2 separate regions of the Homo sapiens genome follow, and region 1 is linked to region 2. A link is an interaction called in ENCODE POLR2A ChIA-PET data of the cell type or tissue named here. Cell type or tissue: CD4-positive, alpha-beta T cell. All regions are shown on one strand.

What was found. ChIA-PET counts read pairs that join two places held together with the same protein. Peaks named below come from ENCODE experiments on the same cell type or tissue, not always from the same donor. Only the 100,000 strongest peaks of a DNase experiment are listed, where the experiment ranks them.
Region 1: POLR2A ChIA-PET joins it to region 2 with 5 read pairs; 4 of 35 experiments call an interaction of 5 or more read pairs at or near these places.

The regions. Positions count from the first base shown.
Region 1 is chr15:90,479,654-90,484,653 of GRCh38, reverse strand. IQGAP1 (IQ motif containing GTPase activating protein 1) reads right to left here. Exons shown (of 38, transcript NM_003870.4): 27 at 2,554-2,694; 28 at 2,373-2,457; 29 at 1,061-1,293; 30 at 302-434. Among named protein-coding and RNA genes, the nearest start is that of CRTC3, 48 kb to the left of the region's middle. In CD4-positive, alpha-beta T cell, a CTCF peak has its summit at 2,073 (motif pointing right); DNase peaks (open chromatin) are centred at 2,083 and 3,463.
Region 2 is chr15:90,563,960-90,568,959 of GRCh38, reverse strand. The region is part of intron 2 of CRTC3 (CREB regulated transcription coactivator 3); the gene reads right to left. Among named protein-coding and RNA genes, the nearest start is that of CRTC3, 37 kb to the right of the region's middle. In CD4-positive, alpha-beta T cell, no CTCF peak of the experiment used is centred here; DNase peaks (open chromatin) are centred at 259, 2,319 and 4,639; H3K27ac peaks cover 1,599 bases.

The DNA of each region.
Region 1 (5,000 bases), 84 kb after region 2:
GCCTGTAGTCCCAGCTACTCGGGAGGCTGAGGCAGGAGAATGGTGTGAACCCAGGAGGTGGAGCTTGCAGTGAGCCGAGATCGCGCCACTGCACTCCAGCCTGGGCAACACAGTGAGACTCTGTCTCAAAAAATAAATAAATAAACAAAAAAGAATAACAAGCAAAAAAAGAGACATCAAGGAGATGCATTGTCAGTTAGATTACAGGAAGGTTAGACACCTGGCTACCAGAGATGATAAGCAGCAGCCAGGGATAATAATTAAGGACAATGAAATTAAGTAATTAAAGAAAAATACTTACAGTGTGGGTGTTGATGATTTCACCAATGGAAATGTAGATTACTGGTTTGGTGAGGGTTACTAAATCAGAGTACTCATCCACATTAAATTTATCCTGAAGCTCTGGGACATCACAAGCAGTTTGGAAAAACCGTCTGAAATAAGCACAGGAGGCAGCCCCCCAAAAAGGGACATACACATGAAGTTGGCAAGAGGACATTTCACAAACCTCTCACACAATGAGTGCAAACAGAAGCCAGTCAACAGTTACTTCAAGAGAAAGTGCTGTGTGTTTGCTGTGCTTGACAACCTTGGGATAGTGGTTCGAATAACTTCTTTCTCCACCTAGTTTGTAGTTTTAGTTTTACCCATAAGAACCATTGCACCATGACTTAAAAGTTTCCAGACACCATTAGGAGAACCAATTCTATCTCTAAGACAGTGCTCTGAAGCACTGAATTCAAAACTAGATGTTAATTTACAAAAATTAAAAGCATTCTCCAATTCTTCTCTGATTACAAGGTAACATGTACTAAATGCATAATCATCATTATTTTTATGTTAACTACTATCTATTTCATAAGTGTTAACTACTATCTATTTCATATGAAAATTCTCTTCAAAGTAAATGGATCATCTTCTGGAATCCTGGGCACATCAAACACGTCTTCTACATATGGCAGTCCGGGGAAAGTGAGAGGTGGTTTTTAATCTTATTTTTCCCCTCAACAATAAAAATACATCCACAGACTCTCTTAAGCACTTGTGCCTTTCCCCTTACCTGAATTTCTGGTAGGACTGGGAAAGATATTCATTAATGATGCTTAAGTGGGCATTATCTCCCAGAAACATCTTATTGGAAGCAGCATGCTGAAGCATTTTTGCAATGGAGCCCAGATTTCGGCGTTGGTCTGTGGTAAGCTGGCCTCCTGCTGACAGGTCAATGATGTCAAAGGCATCAGGAGCAACAATGGCTGGATTCATGTATCGATAATAAAGCAAGTTACCAATAATCTGGAACAGACGAAACAGAAAGATGGGTATTAAAAGACATACCACCAAGGAAGCTATAAATGACTTTGCTAGCAAAGAAAAGCAGAAAATGCAGTCCTATGAGGAAAAAATAAATAAAAAATACATATACACACGCATGCATGCACATATACACACTCTCTCTCATGGCCTGGAACTAAATGAAATATCCCTTTGTTCAATACAGGAAAACAATGAGAACAGAACTGAAAACTACTGCCAGTAGTTAATGAAAGAGCAGATTCAGAAGGTAAAAATGACACACTTAAAGTCTGTTATTAAGTATTTCAGGGCATCTTTTGTTCACATATCATGGTAGCAAATAAGGCTGCTGTCACCCACATGCACTTTGTACTTTCATGTAGATGGGCTTTCCTTATAAAAAGCTAACAAACATAGCTAAATTCCTTAACATGACCCAATCAGCATAGAGTAACCCCACCTCCCAACATTCTCATGCTGCAGACTTCAAAGGCCAAGTTCATGCCTCTGAAATTAAATTCACTTAACACACATCTCTTCCACAGAAGAATTCAGGGGCAGTCACAGCATTTCCCCTAGAGTTTCATTCAGAAGAAATAAAATTAATTCACCTGAACAGAAAGTCTAGAATCGAGGCCTCACTGTAGGAAAGCACAGAACTAGGAGAGAGAAGAAAAAAGCATTCAGATTAAAAAAAAAAAGAAAAGAGAAGAGCATAGCTGAGTAAGAAAGAGTTATCAGCAACAGCCTTAGCAGAAACAACTGTGCCTGCTACTATTCGCCAGGTCACCAGCAGAGGGAACAATACTACAGCGAAAAGATAGGACTCAAAGAAACTCATCTGAAAACAGGAAAAATCCATCTTTCTACTTGTTTGATGTTTGTGTGCCAAACTATAGGAAGTGTTTCATCCTAAGAGAGGTACCATTTACCAATTACAATTGCTTTCAAAAGCTCACAATCAATGGTAAGCTACTGCCAGAACCTACACTTAGGCAGTTAGTAATGATCTATGGTCAGCCCTGGTTTTATTGCTTTGTCCTCAAAGGGCAGGAGTCTGCCGGCTATGAGATTCTTACCTTCAGCAGCTCATCCTCACCAGCATCAGGGAACTTCTCATGCAACGAGTCCTTCAGCACTTTGGCAATGAAGCGCATCCCATAACTGCGGGATGGACAAAACTTAGTGAGAAGGGCCAAGGAGCAGAAAGGCACTTAGTGCTGGGTTCTACTGGGGGTCATGACAACTGATGGCACTCACGGGATTTTGTCCACAGAGCTGACAATGGCTGAGAGAAACTTGTCTGTCACAGCCCGCATGTTCCTGATGGAGCTGTCTAGCCGTGTCTTCACTTCTTCATGAGCTAGCGCCTGCTCAGGGGTCACATCATAGGGCAGTTTGCTGGGAAGACAGAAATTATACCCAACTATGTTAGACTAACAGCCAGGAACAGCCTGAAGCAAGTGTCTTATCTTTCATAAACTATAAGACCCAGAAATATTAGATAGCTTAAGCTCATCCTCACGGGGCTGGTAAGTGATAAGTCTAGAATCTGAACGCAGGTTTTTAACTGTGAATCAGGTGCCTGAATTGTGTGCCAGGCACAATAACAGGCACTTGGGAATAAAAGTTATACAAGACATGACACCTTCTCTTCAGTCTTTTACAGTCTGGTGGGAGCGACACACAAACAGATGATTATAAACCTATTGTGCTGTAAATCAGTTCACCAAAAGTGCCACAGGACCATAGGGAAAGGGCTTCAACTCAGAATGGAAAAAGCAAGGAAAGCTTCCAAAACGAAGGGATGCTTGAACTCAGGAAAAAAGGAGAGGAAGAGTCTTCTAGGAAGGAAGGGGAGACAGGAGAAATGACAGTGGAAAAGCAGACAGGGAGCAGGCCATGACAGACCCCGTATATGATACTGACAAATCTGGACTTTGTTAGAAACCAGAAGGAGGTCTTCAAGGATAGGAGTGCTATGCCAGGCACAGCAGCACATGCTAGCATTCCCAGCTACTAGGAAGGCTGAGGTGGGAGGACTGCTTGAGCAAGACCTTGTCTTAAAAAAAAAAAAAAAAAAAAAAAAAAGAGGCAGAGAGAGCTTTGGTACACACAGAAGGGGAAGAGAAGGCAATGTGACCACAAAGGCAGAGGCTGGAACCACACAGCCACAAGTTGAGGGATGTCAACAGTCACCACAAGCTCTAAGAGTCAAGAAACAGAGTTTCCACTAGAGCCTCTGCAGGGAGCGTGGCTCTTCCAGCACCTCGACTTCATGATAATGGTTTCAAATTTCTGGCCTCCACAATTGTGAGACCATGACTTTCGGTTGTTTTAAGCCACCCAATTTGAGGTGATTTGTTATGGCAGCCTTAGAAAATACAAGTAGAGGCCGGGTGTGGTGGCTCACGCCTGTCATCCTAGCACTTTGGGAGGCCGAGGCGGGTGGATCACCTGAGGTCAGGAGTTTGAGACCAGCCTGGCCAACATGGAGAAACCCCATCTTTACTATAAATACAAAAATTAGCCAGGCGTGTGGCGCATGCCTGTAATCCCAGCTATTCGGGAGGCTGAGGCAGCAGAATCGCTTGAACCAGGGAGGCAGAGGTTGCAGTGAGCTGAGATTACACCATTGCACTCCAGCCTGACCAACAGAACGAGACTCTGTCTCAACCACAACAACAAAAAGAAAAATACAAGTAGATAGGGATACCCCTCTTCATTTGTCATAGCATGGCTAAATTAAAATTGGTAGACTATGAACACAAAAATTCTGCAAAAATCAACAGAAACATTCTATGAGAAATAAATAAATACATGGAACTTAACAATAAAGAATATTGTATATTTTATTATTTATATGAGTTTTAAAAGTAGTAACCAGCAAGGGAATCAATATGCTAAAAAACGTTGGTGATAGAACAGAACATTAACTTTGAGATTTTAGGAAAGAACATTCCCAAGAGGTGACAAGATTCCAGTTTGCTACGTGTATGGTGGCTGAAGTAAAAGAAGAAAGCTAAGGGACCTGTGATGCTTACCTGCAGGACAGATCCCCACCACACCACCATCCCTCACAGTCACTGGTATCTTAAAAAGAGTTCAAATCAATTTCCTTTTTTTTTTTTTTTTTTTTTAAGATATGGGGTCTACATTGCCCAGGCAGTGCTCAAACTCCTGGGCTCAAGCGATCTTCCTGTCTTGGCCTCCTGAGCAACTGGGACTACTGGTGCATGCCACCATGCCTGGCTCAATTTCCATTTTATGAAAGGCAAAATAAGACACCAGTTTCTTATAGGTACCCACAAGAAAACCAATCCTGAAATGTCCAGCGGGCTTTGGATCTGAAAATGACTGACTCATGGACCATCAGAGGAAATAACTGAGAAGCCCGGAGCCAGTGTACATGGGGCTATCGGCAAGGAATGCCCTGGGTTGCAGGCAAAACTTCCCAGACAAGTATTGCACTTGGCTGACCACATTCCTGGATGTGGGCCTCAGGTATGCAGGCAAAAAAATTAAAAAGACTTTTGCAATGATCTGAGTCCTGATAACAGACCTACATGGTACTGAGAACCAATCAGATGCCAAATGATTCCTAATAAGGAAACGCCCCTTCTTTCTTTTTTTGTCAACCAGGATGGAGTGCAGTGGCGCCATCAAGGCACACTGCAGCCTCAACCTCCCATGCTCAACCTATCCTC
Region 2 (5,000 bases):
CTATTAAGTGTGCAATAGCATTATGCATGAAAAATATATACACTTTAATTTAAAAATACTTTATTGCTAAAAAATGCTAAGGATCATTTGAGCCTTCAGTGAGTTGTAATCTTTTTCCTAGTAGAGGGTCTTGCCTCGATGTTGAAGGCCACTGATTGATCAGTGGTGGTTGCTGAACGTTGGGGTGGCTGTGGAAATTTCTTAAAATATGACAACAACGAAGTTGGCTGTATCAACTTCCTTTCACAAAAGATTTCTCTGTACCATGTGATGCTGCTGGGTAACACTTTTACCCACAATAGAACTTGTTTCAAAATTGGAGTCAATAGGTCTGTAATCCCAGCACTTTAAGAGGCCAAGGCAGGTGGAACACTTAAGGCCAGGAGTTCAAGACCAGCCTGGCCAATATGATGAAACCCCATCTCTACTAAAAATACAAAAATTAGCCAGGCATGGTAGCATGTGCCTGTAATCCTAGCTACTCGGGAGGCTGAGGCAGGAGAATCGCTTGAACCCATGAGGCAGAGGTTGCAGTAGGCTGAGATTGCACCACTGCACTCCAGCATGGGTGACAGAGCGAGACTATTTAAAAAAAAAAAATTGGAGTCAATCCTCTCGAACTCTACTTCTGATTTAATAAACTTATGTGGTATTTTAAAATCCTTTGTCATTTTAACAATGGTCACAACATCTTCACCAGGAGTAGATTCCATCTCTAGAAACCACTTTCTTTGCTCATCCACAAGAAGCAATTCCTCATCCATTCAAGTTTTATGAGATTGCAGCAATTCAGTCACATCTTCAGGCTCCACTTCTAATTCTAGATCTCTGGCTATTTCAATCACATCTGCAGTTACTTCTTCCACTGAAGTCTTGAACCCCTCAAAGTCATCCAATAGGGTTAGAAGCAACTTCATCTAAACTCTTGCTCATGTTGATAAGGTTGTGACCTCTTCCTATGAACCATGAATGTTCTTAATGGCATCTAAAAGAGTGAACCCTTTCCAGAAGGTTTTCAGTATGCTTTGTGCCATGATCCATCAGCGGAATCACTATCTATGACAGCTATATATAGCCTTATGAAATGTATTTCTTAAATAATAAGACTTGAAAGTTGAAATTACTTCTTGATCCATGGGCTGCAGAACAGATGTTGTGTTAGAAGGCATAAAAACACTAATCTTCTACATTTCCATCAGAGCTCCTGGATGATTAGGTGCACTGTCAACGAGGAGTGATATTTTATTTATTTATTTATTTATTTATTTTTTGAGACGGAGTTTCACTCTTGTTGCCCTGGCTGGAGTACAATGGCACAATTTTGGCTCACTGCAACCTCTGCCTCCCGGGTTCAAGCAATTCTCCTGCCTCAGCTTCCCGAGTAGCTGGGATTACAGGCATGCGCCACCATGCCCGGCTAATTTTTTCTATTTTTAGTGGAGACAGGGTTTCACCATGTTGGCCAGGCTGTTCTTGAACTGCTGACCTCAGGTGATCCACCTGCCTCGGCCTCCCAAAGTGCTGGGATTATAGATGTGAGCCACCAAGCCCAGCCAGGAGTAATATTTTAGTTGTTTGTTTTTTATCAACCAAGAAAAAGCACTGAATTGAGCAGCAATATTTTGAAAGGAATCTTTTTTTTCTGAGCAGTAGGTCTCAACAGTGGGCTTAAAATGTACAGTAAACCATGCTGCAAACACATGTACCGTCATCCTGGCTTTGTTATTCCACTCATACTGCACAGGCAGGGTATATTTAACATAATTCTTAAGGGCCCTAGGATTTTAGGAATGGTAATAAGCGTTGATTTTGAAACCACTTCAAGTCACCAGCTGCATTAGTCTCTAACAACAGAATCGAAGTGTCCTTTGGAGCTTTGAAGCCAGGAATTAAAGTCCTAGATGGCATCTGCTTCCAAAAGAGACTGTTTCATCTATGTTGAAAATGCAGGCTGGGCACGGTGGCTCACACCTGCAATCCCAGCACTTCAGGAGGCCAAGAAGGGTGAGTTACCTGAGGTCAGGAGTTCGAGACCAGCCTGACCAACATAGTGAAACCCTGTCTCTGCTAAAAATACAAAAATTAGCCAGGTGTGGTGGCGGGCACCTATAATCCCAGCTACTCGGGAGGCTGAAGCAAGAGAATTGCTTGAACTTGGGAGGTGGATGTTGCAGTGAGCTGAGATTGTGTCATTGCACTCCAGCCTGGGCGACAGAGCAAGACTCTGTCTCAAAAAAAAAAAAAAAAGAAAGGAGGAAAGAAAATCTGTGGCTGAGTGCAGCCACATTCAGCAATGACCTCAGCCAGATCTTCTGGATAACTTGCTGCAGCTTCTATAGCAGCAATTCTTGCTTCATCCTGTACTTTTATGTTATGGAGTTGGCTTCTTCTTCCTCTTTTTTTTTTTTAATAGACAGAGTCTTGGTCTGTCACCCAGGCTGGAGCGCAGTGGCATGATCTCGGCTCACTGCAACCTCCGCCTCCTGGGTTCAAGCAATTCTCCTGCCTCAGCCTTCCAAGTAGCTACGACTACAGGCACACGCCACCATGCCCGGCTAATTTTTGTATTTTTAGTAGAGACGGGGTTTCACAATATTGGCCAGGATGGTCTCAAACTCCTGACCTCAAGCGATCCACCCACCTCAGCCTCCCAAAATGCTGGGATTACAGGCATGAGAAACTGCGCCTGGGTGAGATGGCTTCTTTCCTTAAACCTCATGAACCAACCTCTGCTAGCTTCAAACTTTTCTTTTGTAGCTTCCTCAGCTCTCTCAGTCTTCATAGAACAGAAGAGAGTTAGGCTTTGCTCTAGATTAGCCTTTGGCTTAAGGGAATGTGGTGGCTAGTTTGATCTATCCAGACCACTTAAACTTTCTCCTTATGAGCAAATAAGGCTGTTTCACTTTCTTATCATTTGTGTGTTCATCAGAATAGCACTTAATTTCCTTCAAGAATTTGTCCTACCTTGGCTTTCAACATGCTTTCCTCACTAACCTCAATCATTTGCAGCTTTTTATTTAAAGTGAAAGACATGCAACTCTTTCTTTCACTTGAACACTTAGAGGCCTAATTTCAATATTGTTATCTCAGGGAAGAGGGAGGCCCAAGGAGGGGGAGAGACACAGGAATGGCTGATCAATGGAGCAGTCAGAAGACACACAACATTTCTCTTGATTAAGTTCACCAACTTATGTGGGTGATGTTCACGGGACCCCAAAACAATTACAACAGTAATACCAAAGATCACCGATTACAGATCACCATAACAGATATAATAATGAAAAAGTTTGAAATGTTGCAAGATTTACTGAAATGCAACAGAGACATGAAGTGAGCCACATGCCATTGAAAAATGGCACCAATAGACTTGCTCCATGCAGGTTTGCCACAAACCTTCAACTTGTAAAAAGCACAGTATCTGTAAAGCAGAAAAAGCAAACCACAATAAAACAAGGTGTGCCTGTATACAAGAGCACATTGCATTACCCACTCACCAACACTGAATATCACTCAAAAATTTGTCCTAATTTAATGGGTAAAAAGGCTAAGTTATGACTTTGATAATTAGCCTTTATTGGCATTTATATGCTCTAGGTACAGTGTTAGATGCTTCGTATACATTATCTCGTTTAATCCTCACGACACTGTGAAGTGCTACTATTATTATCCCCACCTTACAGATTAAGAAACCGAGACTTAGAAAGCTTACATTGGCCAGGCACGGTGGCTCACACCTGTAATCCCAGTACTTTGGGAGGCTGAGGTGGGTGGATCACATGAGGTCGGGAGTTCAAGACCAGCCTGACCAACATGGAGAAACCCCGTCTCTACTAAAAACTAAAAATACAAAATTAGCCAGCGTGGTCACGCATGTCTGTAATCCCACCTACTCGGGAGGCTGTGGCAGGAGAATCGCTTGAACCCGGGAGGCAGAGGTTGCGGTGAGCCAAGATCGCATCATTGCACTCCAGCCTGGGCAAAAAGAGCGAAACTCCATGAAAGGAAGGAAGGAAGGAAGGAAGGAAGGAAGGAAGGAAGGAAGGAAGGAAGGAAGGTTGGTTAAATTGTTGAACACAAGGCTTGTAATGGGTAGAGACAGGCTTTGAACCCAAGCTGCCTTACTCTTGAGTCCATACTCTATCCATTCCTGCCTATGGTATCTTATTGTTTTAATCTATGTGTCATTGCTTACAGTGACAACAAATACACTCCCAGATGTTTCTTTGCTGGTTAGGTTTCCTATTTTCCTGATTTTTCTAACCATGGCAAATTCGAAGGGTCAGAGGTAGCTTAGAAGGTGGAGTTTTAGAGATAATGGTTTGACCATGGGCAAGACAGAACTGGTAGTAAAAGCAGATGAGAAGCAAGAAAAGAACATCAGTAGTAACTGCAGGGACTAGTCTCGGGGCCTTTGTAGCCTTTACTGGATGGCGGGGATGATAAGTTCCACAAGCTAAAAAGGCCAGACGTAGGGCAGAGAAAATAATAGAGGAGGGTCTAGCTTCTGGTCCTCTGAACAGCTTCAGTAGTTCCTAAGAACTATTTGCACACTTTTTTCTTGTGTGTGAAGGCAAAGGAGCAGCTACTACCAACCCTAATGATGTCATAGGGTTAACAAATAAAGAAATCAGGAAATGGTTTCTTTTTTCTTCAAGAAATACTCTGGTTGAATTTCCTCAACAGGTTTCAACTTCTGCATTCAGAGAAAATAGTTCTGTTTTAGTAATTCAACAAAAGAACAAAACACTGCCAGACGGAGAGCTGGTAGTTACTAGCATGAACTCCAGAATCAAAGAGCCTGGACTTCAAATCTGGCTTTACCATTTTTGGCTGTGTGATGCAGGGAAATTGTTTAATCCTTCTTGGCCTCCACAGTCTTCCCTGTAAATAGAGACAGTAATAGTACCTACTCTGGGGTTACTAGAAAGAGTAAATGATGTATGCAAAGCCTTAGTTAGCCATATTGCCTGATGCACAGCAAAAGTTCAGTACATTTTTGC